2 separate regions of the Mus musculus genome follow, and region 1 is linked to region 2. A link is a loop called in an ENCODE intact Hi-C map of the cell type or tissue named here. Cell type or tissue: heart. All regions are shown on one strand.

Region 1 (8,000 bases), 70 kb before region 2:
GCTGTGGAGTAGACAGAGATGAGACCCAGCAGGTGGTAGGCACAGACTCCACCCCAGGGAGCTCAGGCCCTGGGGTAGAGGTGACAGACTGGAGCAGGCATGCTACTGTGTTGGCTAAGCACACTCAGGGAGGGTGGAGACCGATGTCAGCGTCTGCCTCAGTGATGCTACCTCCCCTTTCCATTTAGACGGAGCCTCACTGGAAAACCCTGGCTGGCCTGGAACTCAAGAGTCCTCCTTCCCTCACACTCTGAGGACTGGGACTGAAGGTGTGCACCCCCACCCCCCACCTCATAGTTACTTTATTATGACTAGTGTGTTGTGGAGAGGAGAGGACAACTTTCAGTGTTATGGTTTCTGGGCTTCATATTTCAGGGCACATGGCCTAAGAGCTCCTGGGGAGTTAGAGGGGTCAGGGTTACAGGGGATCCAGCTTTTTGTGGGCGCAGGAGAATGAACTCAGGTTGTCAGGCTTGTGTGGTGCCTACCCTCTCCACCTTATTGTGACAAGGTCTCTCCCTGACCTTGGACATCATGGGATCCTCTTGTCCCGGCCTCACCTAGGCTGAGAGTACAGGCAATGTGCCACCATGCAGATTTCTACATTTGCTCTAGGGATACAAATGCATCCTCATGCTTGCACAACAAATACTTCACTTACTGAGCCACCTGACCCCGTGTACTCATGGAGGTCGGAAGGGGACCTATTGGAACTGGGGTCCCAGGCAATGAGCTGGCAGATGTGGGTCCTGAGACCTGAACTTTAGTCCCTGGGATAGTGCGTTCTTTTCTAAAATTCTACATTTATTTACTTTAGTGTCTGTGTGTGTAGGTCAGAAGAAAATTTGTGGTGAGAGCTCTTTCCCACCGTGTGGATAACAGGATCAACTCAGATCTCCAGGCTTGGAGGGAAATGTCTTGACCCACTGACCCATTTTCCTGGCTCTCGGCTGCTCTTTTGATTTTAACAACATCTAGCAGAGACAGCTTGCAGTGGTTCATAACTGTAATCCCAGCACCAAGGATGCTAAAACAGGAATGAGTTTAAGGCCAGTCAGCTATAAAATCAGGTCTTTATGAACTAGAAAGATCCTGCCTCAAAACAACAACAACAACAACAACAACAACCAAACCCAACCAACCAAACAGACAAAAAGACAAAGAACCAAATCACTAATGGCAAAGGCTGGCTTTTTACACTCTTGGTTACTGAAGCCTGAAAGTACTGGCATGTTAGGGTTGCTGGCTTGAAAGGTTCTATTTATAAATGCTCTGTCTGTAGTGACAATTTTGGTTTCTTAAAAAACATAATATCATAAAAATGTGCTTTCAGGCTGGAGACGGCTCAGAGGTTGAGAGCACTGGCAGCTCTTCCAGAGGTCCTGAGCTAAATGTACAGCAACTACACGGTAGCTCATAACCATCTGTAATGAGATCTGGCACCCTCTTCTGGCTGTGCAGGCAGAACATTGCACACCAAAATAAACAAACAAGCAAGTTTTCATTTTAGCATTTTAATCTCAGGTGTGGGCTATGGGCCTGCTTCTGACTGTCCACAGCAGCTATGATTCGCTTCATGCTCTAGCAGAGGCATGGTTTTGCCAGCCGCAGATTGTATGACATTTATGATTTTGGGAACTTTTCAGGGGGTATATAAATGCTAAAGACCCATAAGCAGGGTTGGTGGTTGCAGTTTGTTAATCGTAGTGCTCAAAAAAGAAAGGAGGAAAGAAATTAGATTCAGGAATCTCTCTCCTCTATCCTTTCTTTCCTAGCTAGTTATGGGGGAGAAAGAAGAACCCACAACGTAGCAAAGACCAGCTACAATCTTATTACAAAATTATTCTAAAGCTAGATGTGGTGACCCATGTCTTTGATCCCAGTACTGAGGGGTAGAGGATCAAGTCTGAGGCTAGCCTGGTCTACACAGAAAAACCCTGTCTTTGGAAAAAAACAAAACAAAACATCTAGCTGTACTATTTTATTGCTGCTGCTAATCTCTGATGTGGCTGGTGTATAAGTTAAGCTTTGTGACAGGCACAGACAATGACAGAGGAGACGCAGGTACATGCACTCTGTCTCCCTCTGAAGCATGCACACACTGCACCCTGGCACTTGCTTGGCTGACTTGAGAAATGCTGGGCCGATAAATGTAACATTCTTGTTGGTTAGGCATGGACTCCAGAGAGTTCTGTGATACTGCTGTATACCCAACAATGGGATGGCACCCAGGTAGCCTCCTTTCCTTCCTCTGGGGCCATGTCTAGAATTTTGTTTCTGGGGCTGCCTGACCTTGCCTCAGGGGAACAGGCCTCATGAGGCTGGGACCTAGTATCTGAAGAGTAGCCTAGCCCAGCTCTCCAAGTCTTTATTTCAGGGGCATCTCACCTGTCACTCATATGTAAGTGCTACTTGCATTTCTTTCCTTGGTTTGGACGAGCAGGTCTCTGGAGGGTAACCCCAAGGTACCAAAGTTATTGGTCACAAAAACCTCTGGTATGCAAATGTGCAAACTGTGGCCAACTGTAGTGGGAAGCAGGAAGAAACTAGCCCTGTTTCTGTGGTCCCACTGGCAAGGGTGGGAAGGCCTTGCAGAATTGCTCAAGTTTGGGGTGAATAGTGGGTGGGGGTGTCTGCGGAAAGAGCAGCTCCAGCCAAGGATCTTATTTTGGGAGCTCCCTTCAGGGCCTGTGGATTTTCCATGATGTAATGGACCAGGCCTCCCATTCCCTGGCCCCGCCTTGTTGCTGGCCACTGTAATAAGGGCCCCATTCATTGGCTCTTGAGGTGCAGTGTACTAACTGTGTGCACAAATTTATGTGACTGGGCAGGGGAAGAGAGGGACACTGGCTGCCTGGAAACCCTTACAGTGACTGTATTCTGAGCAGGAGGGACAGGAGCAGGCAGAACAACAGGCTCACTGTACAGCACTCCCCACACAGGGTGGCAGGCTGGGGAGACAGGCACCCTTAGAATCTGAGGTCATGCCTGTGCTGGAGAACCTAGGTCCCTTCTGCCTGTTGGTGCTGGGACAGCATGGGCAGAAGCCTTCATTCTGTAAGGCTCTCCCGGTGTTTAGGAGGAGCCAGGGTTGAGAGCTGGGGACAGAACCAAGCTCGCCGCTGATGATGCCATAGGGGCACACGTACTTGAGCTCCTGAGCAATTGCAGCAATCTGCTCCACTCGGTCCTGGTGTGCAGCCAGGTCACTTTCAAAGGCCTCATGTTTTCGGATCAGAGCTTTGATGTCTGACAGGGTGGCTGTCTCGTAGTCCCGTTGCTTCAGCATGGCCTCCTTCCCTACAGGTGTGGCAGAGGCACCGTAACAGTCAAAGAGCTGTCTGACAGGCCGAGGTGCAGCAGAATGGACATTTGTTACCGCAGAGGATGGAGCCTAGTACTGGAACCTTCCTCCTTGCCCTTGGGGAAACTCCAAGCCCATTTATGTTTTGTGCAGTTCTGTACAGACTTACTGATACTTGGTGTTTACGGGCCTGAGACAGATATCACAGTGTAACTACTATGCTCTAAATAGTATCTCTTACTGGTAAGAGAACCAGGATAGAAGGGTTGATACCAAGGCCGAAAAGTTACAGACACCCATTTGTGGACATGGTGACTGAGAGAAGCCTTGGGCTTTTAGCCAGGCCTATGGGGATCAGGAAAGGGACAAGCCTGGAGTCTGGGCCCAGGAGCTGTGCCTGCGCCAGCTTTTTAGAGCCAGTTCTCCTGGGTGGTGGTCCTAACCCAGTCTTGTCGCCCCACCCGCTTTCTTGGCACAGTGGGTGGGGCTGTCCAAACCCTTTGAAGGAAGGGAGAAACACTGTTATTAGTCCTGGAGCCGGGCTAATTACATGCCCAGAGCAAAAGCCCAAGCAGCCTACTAGTAAGTTAAGGGACGACAGGCTACTTACTGAGGGAAATGCCAGCCAGGATGGCAGTCAGGCCTCCACTTTTTCCCTCAAGGAGCCCTGTTTCCAATGGCCTCTGGGCTTACCCTCAGATCAGCCCCCAGAACACCTGGGGCAAACAGTTGGCACCCCTTGGCCAATCTCCCCTTTGTAAAACAGTGCCAGCAACAACATCTATGCGGCCTTGCCCATCCTGAATTTTAGCAAGATGATGGTTAAGAATGGAAAGAGTTGCTGCCACCCCCACTCAGCCACTCCCAGCCTCATCTGCCTAGCAACTGCCAGCCACCCTCAGGCCAGGGCTGGCACCAGGAGGCGAGAGGTGGACTTGGAAAACAGACTCCATAGGCCTACCACCCCCGCCCCAGGCTGGAGGGCTTAACCACAAGGCAAGCTTGCAATTCCCTTCTCCAAACTGCTTTCTCCCAAGGGTGGGAACCAGAAATAGCAGCTGAGCAGATTTCAGCCTCAGCTGTTTCAGCAGGGAACTGGCAAGTGTGTCTACAGGGCAGCCTTGGATGTATGTGGGGCTCAGTGGTGTCTGGGTTTATTCCCAGGCACTTAAGTCCCTCTGGAAACCATCCACATGGGCAGGCCCCACCAATTCTGCTATCTCTCCCCGGGGCAGGGGTCCCACAATGATTTAGAATACAGGTGGGGGCTCAGAAGGTCTGCCAACCGCTGGGAGGGACAGGTGTGTGAAGGTGTCAACCAATACTGGGTCTAGTTGCAGGTGGGCCTCATTTACAGTGCAAGCCTAGCCCCAGGCATTCCCAGAGAAGGAGCTCTGAGGGGTTACCACACCCACAGCCCCATGAAACCAGCTGCCAGACCTCCAGCTCATTTTGTGAGAACCACAGCATAATCTAGAAAATGAGCTGGCAAGACACAGCAGAAAACACCTTAGCTGCATATGGGGCATAGGAGTTATGGCATTCCTTACATACTTTAAGGCCCTCACAGGAGAAGTGCAAGCCTATATGCCTGAGTTCTCTCAGGGCAAGACTTACCCACTTGGGAAACTACTGTGCATAGGGCCAAGCTTGGATTTTCAATACAGTAGTACCTCACACTGTACTGTAATCTAGACTACTCTGGAACCCTCTGTACAGCCCAGGCTGCCCTTGAAGGGCGCCATTTCTGAGGCAGGAGGTAGTGCCTAGCCTGGTCAGCTTACCGCCTGTCTCCTGTCTTCTCTCCTTGGCCTGCTCTGGACAACAGCCGGGCTGAGGTAATGTGAGTGAGAGCAGGAGTGTAGTGGTGCTCAGCATCTGGCTGCGGTTGGGGCGATATGCCCACATGGTTAAGGAGCTAAGGAGGCTCCCTGTGGAACCGTGCACGGGGTAGCAGTGGTGGAGAACTGGTAGTGCTAAAGAGGAGGCGTCTTTTGGAGGGCTATTTATGTCTTAGCAGTGAGACTGAGCCCAGGGCCTCCACTGAGTGGCAGCTTGTCTGTGGGCGTGTCACGTCATGACTTTGTTTTTCATGGGCATTTTCTGAGGGCTTTAAGTCTCCCAGGAATCTGGAATCTCAGCGATGGAATGGGACTCAACCAAAGGCCAAGGATGTTATGGGATTCTCCATCCTGGGTCAGACAGGCAGTGCTGCTGAGAAGCAGGCTTGGGGACAGGGTGCTGACTGAAGACAGACTAATGCAACCTGGCCAAGGTGCTGTGAAGCCCAGTCACAGGCAGCGTGGTAGGCTGAACTTGGGATTGGAAACCATTCCTGGAAGGCACATAGCAAGTGTGAAGGCACAGGGAAGAGCCTTGCTGTACTGTTCCTGGGTAATCCAGGAGGGGCTCACCCATAAGCCATCTTAGGTCAGAGCAGAGGCGAGAGGGACTGCATGTGCTGGCATACTCAGAGTGGACAGAGAGCAAGGCAGCATGGGAAGCGTACCATCAGTCCAGGCCTCGTGGATGGAAGCCTTCTGCCGGAACTTCTCTGCCAGGTGGTCAAGCCGTTCCAGCCTACGGATTTCATTCAGCAGCCATTCTTCATAGCCCTTCTCAGCCTGCTCCAGGTGCTGCCATCCATTGTTGATGTCCTGTGGGGTAGGAGAGAGCAGAGGTCTCACAGGATGCTGGTGAAGAAGCCTGCCTCTGTGTGTGTGTGATGTGTGTGTGTGTGACGTGTGTGTGTGTGTGTGTGAGAGAGATGTGTGTGGGTATCTACAGGGGCCAGAAAATGGCTCTTAATCCCCCCGGGACAGGAGTTACAGGTGGTTGTGAGCTGCCTGACATGGATCCTGGGGACTCAACTCGGATCCTTTGCATTGATAGTTTTGGGCTAACTGAATGAATCTCAGTGTGAGTGGGCAGGTGGGCAAATCAATGGATGGACGCTGCTGAGTAGACCTTGAAAGGTGTCTTGTTAGCCTGGAGTACTATTCAAATGGTCCACACAAACTGTGGTATGGCTGGGTAGTGGTGCAGAGAATTTTGAGTGTAAAACCTCAGAAGAAATAGTCAGGAAATGTGAAGCACTCATCACCATCCCTGCCCCAAAGGCTGATTTACAACGATGGCAGCCAAGCTTTATGCCCTACTGTGGGTCCCAAACTGTGGGTGGCAGTCAACTCACGGAGACCATCCTGCCCTCGGAGGGCATGAAGGCAGGCCGGTTGCTGAGCCGCAGCTTGGTCTGCAGTGTGTTGAAGTTGATCTCCAGCTGACACTTCTCCTGCACCTTGGGCGGCTTGTGCACACGCCTATAGTCTCGGAAGTCCTCCAGCTTCTGCTGCATTTCCTGGATGGTCTTCTGAGGCACCCGGTCCTCCAGCCAGGGGATGGTGCGCCGAATCCACTCTAGAAGCTGTGGGCCCGTAGGAAGCCACGTTAGCTACTGTGGAGGTGCTCAGGGCGCTGCCAGGAAAGACTGCCTCTTCAGCTTACGGGAAGTGGGATGTAGAGTTACAAAAGCCCTGATCTCAGGGCTGCCTTGCTCCCAAACCCAAATTTCCCATGATTTCCGTGGGGGCCCCACAGCAGAGGTCTGTGAACGTGGGCCACTCCTGGAAGCACTGTGCTATCCCCTACTTTCTGCTTATGCCTCTGCTCAAAGTCTTCTTTGCCCAGACTGAAGAGGGTGGTCCAAGTCCATTGTCCCTTCCCAGAAGACATACTGGTTCCCTTTCCATACTGTCAGGGGACTGTGACTCCTGAACTCACAGGCCTTGAGACTCTTGCTCAGGCCTTGACCGTACCTGACACAATGGTAAAGGCCTACCTATGTTTGCCTCACTTGGATGGCCAGTGCATACACAAGGCCTGGCACCCCAAAATGGAAAACTGGAAGAAAAAAAGACAAGTATTCTTACAACCTACTCTGATCTTTAACAAGGTAGGGAAGAACACTAACAGGCCAACAGTTTAGGCATTCCAAACCAGTAAAGACACAGAAATGGCTTCTTAACATCAAAGACAAAACCAGAAACAGAGGCAGCAGGCCGAGTGTACACTGTGACTTCCACACTGTCTTATGGCTGGGAATTGCAGGTACAGCTCAGTGCTGCCTTTAGTTCTATCAGTCCCACGGAAGCCAGGGCCTTGTGCATGCAAGGCAAAAGCTCCAGCAACCACTACGGCTCAGTGCCAGCTCTGCCAGTATACAATCCATAAAGTCCTCAGCTGGCCAGAAGGTGCCACCTTGGGTTGGCAGCCAAACAACTCTCAAGTCTCCCCAGTCCATGAAATCATGTAGCTCGGGTGGTGGGGCTAAAGACATGGCTCAGGGGGGAGTGCCTGCCCAACATTCAGGAGGCCCCACACTTCACATCCACACCTGATTCCAGTAACCTTCAAGTCCTCAGGCCCAGGCTTCATGGTTCCAAAAACACAGGAAGCTGAATCTCAACATCCCAGTATGAACCCAAGCTCTGGACTCAAGAGCTGGCTGGCATGACGCCTGCCAGGCATTCTGTATCTCATATTGTCTAGGCCTTACTACTATGCTACATCTACTTCGACAGCAAAATAGTGTTTGTTATTCCAGTACTTGGGAGTCAGGAGGATCAGAAGTTTAAAGCAAGCCTGAGCTACATGAGATTCCATCTACTCCTGACTCCTTGTGTGTTGCCTCTCTCCC
Region 2 (8,000 bases):
AGGCAGGCGTATTTCTGAGTTCGAGGCCAGCCTGGTCTACAAAGTGAGTTCCAGGACAGCCAGAGCTACACAGAGAAACCCTGTCTCAAAAAAAAAAAAAAAAAAAAAAAAAAAAGAGTATCATGAATTTAACTTTGTTGGGACAATCAGGGTGACTCCCTAGAATTGGGTTCTGAGCGACAGAGACATGTGGGATCTTTACTGAAACCAGAAGGACCCCAGGGAAATGGCTTTTTTGCAGGCGATCTCAAGTAAGCCATTCTGGCCTCAAACGCCCTACTTCTCTGAGGATAGCCTTGAACTCCTGATCACCCATCTCTCAATAGCTAGGATTCCATGGGTGTGTTGCATGCCCAGCTTAGCTCAGGACTCTTGTGATGGAATCAAGTGGCCATCACCCTCCCTGCCCATTTACTGGTGGGCACTGGGATTTCCAGCCCAATAGCTCAGAAGTAGAGGCAGCTGCTTGGATAGTGAGGTTTGCATGAAATGGTCCCTTGAGCACTTCCATGACCAACACCCTTGGTCATGGGAGTGATAGGACCTTCTATATACTTGGGGACGAAGGGGCTCATACACCTCTCACTTCCATGAGGGGACTGTTAAGGGTAGTCTGACTCTGAGGGTCTCCTGTAAGTAACCACAACTGCTGGTTCTTTGTTAAGAACGTGTGTACATACGGGAGTGTGTGTCTGTGTCTGTGCACATATACATACAAGCACCATATGTATGCCTGGTCCCCTCAGAGAACAGAAGGGAGCAGAGTGTCCTGGAACCATAGTTACAGAGAATTGTGAGCTAACATGTGGGTTCTAGGAACCGGACCCAGGTTATCTATAAGCACAGCAAGTGCTCTTAGTCATGAAGCCATCTCTCCAACCCTAACCTTTTGAGACAGGGTCTTACCATGTAGTTTGGCTGGCCTGGAACACACATGGCTCTCCCTCCACAGTGCTGAGATTAAAGGAGTGTGCCGCCATGCCATCCAGCACACTACTCTAGACTTAAAAGACTAGCTGTTATGCCTGTTAGTGTTCCACCACACAGGGTCTCCCTTTGTATTCCAGGCTGATCTTGAATTCCAAGCAGTCCTCCTGCCTCAGCCTCCAGAATGCCAGGAAACTATGGCTGGCTCCTGTGTCCTTTGTTAACACTGTAAGAGGAGTCTCCTGAAAGGACAGAGGATTGTCTCCCAAGTTGGGGGTGGACAGTGGACTGTCACAGGTGACTGTGGCAGCTCCAGGAGACACTCACCAAGTTAGACTCTGGAGTTTTATATCACACACTCTCACACACACACACACACACACACACACACACACACAGAGGTTCCAGCCATTAAACAACGCCCGCCCACACGTCAGTAGTCTTTAGTCAGAGCCAGATTGAAAGTGAGATGATCCGGCTGCCCAAGGGCAGGAGGTCATTTCTCCTCCCGAGCAGCAGCCGTGGCCAGTTGTTCAAGTTGCATCCTACACAGAAGCACCTGCTGCGGATGCCTAGTTGTGGTCCCACCCAGAGATGGCTCCTTGATTTCTACACAAGATGGCTGAGGGTGGGGCAGCATACCAGCCCTCCCTCCTCTAGCACCTCAGAGCTTTCGGGAACAGTCATTTATTTGCTGTCCCCAGGGTTAAGATGAGGTCTAGTTCCGGGTGCTGGCTCCGGTAGGGTAGGTCTAAAGGCCGGAGCAAAGGGTGTGTGCCCCACCCTGGTTCCCTGGGCCAGGATCCTCAGGAGGAATGACGGGTGAGTGCTGACTTCAGGGAGGGATGAACATGCCAGCAGTCCATTCCCTGGCATGACAGAACAGGCCCCAAGGGAGATGGGAGTGGCTGCACATTTACTGGGTCACTTATCTCCACTGACCTCACCCCTGACCCTGTGCACACTGAAATCACCTGTTCAAGGTTTCTTGGCCAGAATACCTGGAATATCTTGGGTGTGACATGAACTGGGTGGCTGGGAGGACAGCTGACAAGGCAGACAGTCTGGTAACCTTTCCAACTATAACCTCCAGAAAGGCCAGCCAACAACCTGGGCGACAGATCATCAGAGCCCAAGATGAATGCTTCCCGCTTCCTCATCTGTGTTTCTCTGGTGAATCAAGGAGTTTTGGATTACTGAAAAGCAGCAGCTAAGGGCTGTTAGAGGAACAGAGCAAAGCACTTCAAGTCGTCCAGTGTGGTGTGTGTACATATGTACACGTGGGGCTCAACCTCCCAAAGATTGCGGTTACATGTGTGTTGTGATGCTCAGAACCGAACCACACTGAATATAGCTTTAGCACCAATTAAATCAGGGTTCCCTGCTGGCCTCCGAGCTCAGCAGCGTGGTTAAAGAGGCTGGCCAGCTAACCTCGGGGAAGCTCCTGTCTCAGACTCCCCAGTGGAAGGGGTTACAAGTGTGTCACCACATCTTTTTATTAGAGCAGCAGAAAGCTTATGGACTGACCCCCTCAAACCACCCCCCCCTCTTTTTTTTCGAGACATGGTTTCTCTGTATAGCCCTGGCTGTCCTGGAACTCACTTTGTAGACCAGAAATCCGCTTGCTTCTGCCTCCTGAGTGCTGGGATTAAAGGCATGCGCCACCAGGCCCGCTCAGCCCCCCCTTTTAAAGACAGAGCCTGGTGCTGAGGGTGGCTTCTGATCCCCGATCTTCCTACCTGCACCTCCCAAGTGCAGGCTGTCACCCCTGCCAGCCGAGGAAGCACTAAGCTCTCCTTCCCAGAAGCAGGTGACTTGTCAAAGACAAGAACATGCTCTGCTCTCCTCTCTGAGGAGCCCAGGGCCCCAGGGCGGCACCTCCCAAGGCCATTCACTGGCCTCAGCCTACCCCATCCTGCACTGACTCACAGGTCAGAAAAGGAGGGGCAGGGAAAGGCAGCAGGGTGGGACAAAGGAGGAAGTGGCATGGGGGACGCCCGAGAAGAGGGAAGGGCCCCAGCTTGGGCCACAAGTTGGCTCTCTGAGGGTACAGGCAAGAGACAATAGGGCGGAGTGAACAAATCTTTATTAACGCACACTGGCTTACTGGGAGGAGGCCATGATGCTGGACACACCTGTTGAGGAGGAAGAAACAGGGTGAATTTGTGAAGAGAGGAAGAGCCACCTCCCAGGGAGCCGCTGTCCTTCAGGGCCAGGTCACAGTCACCACAAAGGTAGTCTGGTGCTGTCCTGTTTAGTGGTCTTGGATATGGTGATAGCATAGCCATCTATTGTACAGGATTAGAGTTAAAAGAAGAGCTTGACCAGTCTGGCACTAAGTACTGCATGTGTTTAGCCCTGGCCTAGGTCCATGTGAGGGACACTGGCCGGGCCGGCAGCTCTCCACTGCAGATAGAACTGTGTGGACTTCTGAGACCCAAGCATGGTGGACACTTTCTGTAGAGGTCAGAGCACCCAGTGGGAAGTGACACAGCTCACTGATGCTCAGCTTGGCCACTGACCAGCTGGTGGCCCTCAACAGAGCCAAAGTTGGGAGAAGGGGGAGGAGCCCTAGCAGGAGGCGTGTCCCTGTCCTTCCCCACTTCAGGTCACTTCCTCTGAGAGAAGGATGAAGCAGGGCACCTAGCTAAATGCCTGTGTCACTTTAGGTAGGCTAGGCTGGCCTTGAGCCTCCAGAGTGCTGAGATCAAAGACACCACACCTACTTTTTCCTCTTTTGGGATAAGACTGTTTATTCAAAATGTGACAGGAACGGCTGTCACTGCCTTTCACTCTGCGCCTGGCTCTCTCTACACGAGGAGGCAGGCACTGTGCCAGTTCTAATAGTTTCCAAGTTAGAACAAGAGCAACTACCTTATGGTGGGACCAAATGACTCATCGAGAGCCACAGCCCTGAGTGGACAAGTCTTTAATTCCAGCACTCGGGAGGGAGAGGTAGGTAGAGTTTGAGGCCAGTCTGGTCTAGAGGAATGCCAGGGCGGGGGGTGGGAGGGAGGGGGGGAGAGAGAGAGAGAACATGGACGGCTCACATCCAGCAGGGGAGACTACTCAGCATCCCTCACAGTCTCTCCCTGGGCCAGCAACCTGGAATCTGGCAGACAGTTCCCAGTCCAGGAATACAGGCTCTGCCTCGTGCTTTGCACACCCAGCACTGCTCTCCCACCAGGACACTGTCTTCCCTACAGTCTGCGGCCCCAGGCCACTTACTGTCAAAGTCAATCTTCTCCACGATGTTCTTGGGCTTAATGCTCTCTTCCTGGCTGCAGATGAAGACCTGCCCTGACTCGTCAGCGCTCCAGCCGTACTTGCTCATCCACACCTTCAGCTGGTTGTCTGCAGGTGACATGGGCGGAGGTGTTGGTGGCCTGAACCCTAACACTAGGGGCTTTGGAGGCAGAGGAATCGGGGCTGAGCAGGCCAAGCCCCCTTTGCTAACTGCTCTAGGCCAACTCCTGCCTGGACAGCAGCAGGACTCGGAAGAAGAGATCCTCTAGGGCAAAGCCAGCAATCTGGGGCTCAGTCTCCACTTGGCCACCAGGGGGCGCACTAGCCTCTTTCTCCTAGTCACATAGGGGTTTTTCTGTAGGTTTTTGGTTTTGGCTTTGGTTTTTTTTTTTTTTTGAGACAGGATTTCATGCAGCCCTGGCTGGCTTGGACTCATCATGACGTAAACTCCTAATACTCCCGACTCTCTTCCAAGTACCAGGACTATAGAATTTGTGCCTCCAGGCACAGGTTCCCTTAGTTTCTTAACAATACTATTTATTTATTTTAAAAATAAAAACAAGACAAAACATTTATTTAGGGCTGGGGAGATCAGCGAATAAGAGCACTGACTGCTCTTCCAGAGGTTCTGAGTTCAATTCCCAGCAACCACGTGGTGGCTCACAACCATGAGATCTGATGCCCTCTTCTGGTGTATCTGAGGAGAGCAATGGTGTACTCATTTGTGTGCGCAAATGTGAATGTACGCAGGTGCTCCCAGGGTGAGAAACTGCATGGAATTTCTTGGTGCCTGTGACCGCCCACAATGGGTGCTGGACCCCGCAAACCTTCTTCCGCATCAAGCAGGAGATAGATGCTCACAGCTGCCGAACCTCTCTCCGGCCCAGCGCCACTTTTTGCAAACTCAAGTGCTGAGGGTTTTGGTTTGGAGGGACCTTTTAAGAACCTCATTGTAATCAAGGCTGGGCCTTCTCAGAGCCGTCCCATGTCCTGTCACCAGAGGACAGACCACGGAAGTTCTCCAGAGATGTGTATGCTTCCAGGGCACGCAGGCACAGCACACATGACAGGCAGGCCCCTGCTGCAGGAGGGCCACACTGGCCTCCTCTAGAGGCCGAATGCCATCCCTCCAAAGCAGCCCTGCTACCCTTGGCAACACCAACTACAAGGTGCTGATGCTTCCACTTCGCTCCATCCATGAAAAGGGCCTGAGCTCTCCTATTCACTGCCAAGGTCAGCATCAGGACCACTGTCTGACATGTGCATCTGTTAACTGGTTGGTGCAGAGGCTCATGCTATAGCCCAGGCTGGCCTGGAATTCCAGACAATCTTCTTGCTCCAGCTTCCTATAACTGGAATTCCAGGAGGACAGCACTACACCTGGTCAGGGTGTTTTCGAGGCAGTGTCTCACTACATAGCCCTGGTTGGCCTTGAACTCATGGAGATACAGAAGGCAACATCCTATACCAAACCCTCACCCACACTCTGGGGCAGGTAACAACCTCGGAAAGGTGCGGTGGGTTCCCCTGAGCTGCCTGAGGCCCCATGCCCCAACCACCTTTTCCTCTCAGACTGACAGAAACAGCACCAGGCCTCACCAGTCAGGTCTCCGAGCATCTCGGCCAGCAGCCAGCGGTCGATGTGCTGGTACGTGATGCCCACCACGTGGCAGATAACTGTGAGAATCAAAACAAAGACAGTCAAGAGGCCGCTGGCACGTAATCCAGGAACGGAGCTGTGTGAGAATTCTGAGGGCTCTTCTGTGTCCCCCGCAGGTGTAGTAAACAGCAAGGGCTTGCTCCAGATTACACACAGCTGCTTCTGTTATTAAAAAACCACTTCCAAGCGCAGCTTTATCCTCGGGGCTGTATATGGCTTGAACTTTGGGAACTGTGCTCGTATGACCATGCTTAACTTTCAGAATATAAACTTATGCTCTAAATAAAATTGGCTATTGCACAAGGCCCAGTCTGCCTCATTTTTAATCCCCCTTCTCCCAAGTCCCTGCTACACTGCCTTAAGCCCTCGGGAACCCAGGCTCCCAGGACTCACATTTTCGGACAGAGTCTTCAAAGCCAGTTATGCCTTCCAGAAGGTCCATGTTCTCATCCAGGGCTTGCTGTGGAAGAAAGGATGCCCCAGTATTAACACTAGCACCATCACTCAGCATTAACCAGTCAGTGCTGACGTTGTGGAGGCTGAGACAGGAGGGATCAAAAGTTCTGAGTCAGCAGGTGTGAGCAATCCGGGTACAGGAGATCGTGCCTCTGCCTGCCTGCCTGCCTGCCCACCTGCCCGCCCCTGTCTCTGGTTTAAGACAAGGTTTCTCTGTGTAGCCCTAGCAGTCCTGGAACTGGCCCTGAAAAACCAGGTTGGCCTTGAACTAAAAAAATCCACCTGCCTCTGCCTGGCTGGGAAGTCCAACAACCAAATCATAGAAGGTAAATGTGTACACACACACCCAGGCAGGTCATCTGTACACTTTCCATTGCCTCCATCTCCTTCAGCCACAAGGGTCTCCTCACTAGACCTGCCTACCTCAGGCCCTTTGTGCGGCTTTGTGCCTGGAAGTTTCCTCTTTGCAGCTCATCCTTCACCCCTCCAGGTTTTTACTCTCAGCAAAACTCCCTTAAACAAGAGCGGGAGAGCTGGGCAATGGTGGCGTACGCCTTTAATCCCAGCACTTGGGAGGCAGAGGCAGGCAGATTTCTGAGTTCGAGGCCAGCCTGGTCTACAGAGTGAGTTCCAGGACAGCCAAGGCTACACTGAGAAACCCTGTCTCAAAAAAACAAAAACAAAAAAAAAAAAACAAAAAACAAAACAACAACAACAAAAAAAACAACCCAAAACCAAACAAACAAACACAAGAACAAGAGTTGGAGAAAGAAGGGCTTCACTTTGGTGGAAGCCATTAAGTTGGGAGAAAACCTATGAGAGCAACTATCCTGGAAGCCCTTGGCCTTGTCTGCACGGGAAACTGGACACCTGAAGGCCAAGGTTACTGTGGGTCTAACAGGAGATGGTGTGTGCTGAAAGCTGAGCAGAGGGTACCACAGAACCCTCAGTGAGCAAAGCAGAGCAGCTTCTAGGTCAACAGGGGAGGGGGGCACTGAGAACGGAGACCCACAGTCCCTGGCCTGACCCACTGAACATGAACTTTTGGGATATCAGACTTTTCTGTTTTGTATTATTTCTTCAAGCCCTGGCTGTCTCTTTTTTTTTTTTTCTTTTGCCATTGTGTTTTGGATAGTCTTGTTATATAGTCAAAGTTGGCCCCAACTCTTCTTTTCTAAACATTTGTTTTTTAAAAATAATTATTAATGTATTATTATTATGTATTATTATAATTGCTCTTTTCACACACACCAGAAGAGGGCATCAGATCCCATTACAGATGGTTGTGAGCCACCATGTGATTGTTGGGAATTGAACTCAGGACCTCTGGAAGAGCAGCCAGTGCTCTTAACCGCTGAGCCATCTTTCCAGCCCCCTAAACATTTATTTTAGAAGGCAAGATTTTGGGCTGGAAAGATGGCTCAGTGGTTAACTCAGAGGTCCTGAGTTCAATTCCCAGCAACCACAGGTGGCTCTCAACTACCTGTTATTTGATGCCCTTTTCTGGCAGTCAGGTGTACATGCAGATAGAGCACTCACATGCATAAAATAAATAAATAAATAGTTTTTAAACAGGGGAAGATCACATATATATACATATTTTTTTGGTGTGGTTTGTGTGCGTGTGTGGTTTTTTGAGACAGGGTTTCTCTGTGTAGCCCTGGCTGTCCTGGAACTCACTCTGTAGACCAGGCTGGCCTCGAACTCAAAA

What was found. Peaks named below come from ENCODE experiments on the same cell type or tissue, not always from the same donor. Only the 100,000 strongest peaks of a DNase experiment are listed, where the experiment ranks them.
Region 1: a loop joins it to region 2, with 3 times the contacts of the local background. A loop is called at or near these places in 7 of 42 quality-filtered maps.

The regions. Positions count from the first base shown.
Region 1 is chr7:28,898,728-28,906,727 of GRCm38, forward strand. It overlaps Actn4 (actinin alpha 4), which reads right to left. Exons shown (of 21, transcript NM_021895.3): 10 at 6,498-6,728; 11 at 5,814-5,961; 12 at 3,150-3,300; 13 at 1. Among named protein-coding and RNA genes, the nearest start is that of Gm44700, 14 kb to the left of the region's middle. In heart, a CTCF peak has its summit at 1,449 (motif pointing left); DNase peaks (open chromatin) are centred at 2,724, 3,711 and 4,374; H3K27ac peaks cover 3,463 bases.
Region 2 is chr7:28,968,377-28,976,376 of GRCm38, forward strand. It overlaps Eif3k (eukaryotic translation initiation factor 3, subunit K), which reads right to left. Exons shown (of 8, transcript NM_028659.3): 5 at 6,227-6,293; 6 at 5,773-5,850; 7 at 4,156-4,281; 8 at 2,996-3,062. The coding sequence ends at 3,031. Among named protein-coding and RNA genes, the nearest start is that of Eif3k, 9.5 kb to the right of the region's middle. In heart, CTCF peaks have their summits at 4,497 (motif pointing right), 4,829 (motif pointing left) and 7,512 (motif pointing right); DNase peaks (open chromatin) are centred at 1,755, 3,605, 3,705 and 4,315; H3K27ac peaks cover 774 bases.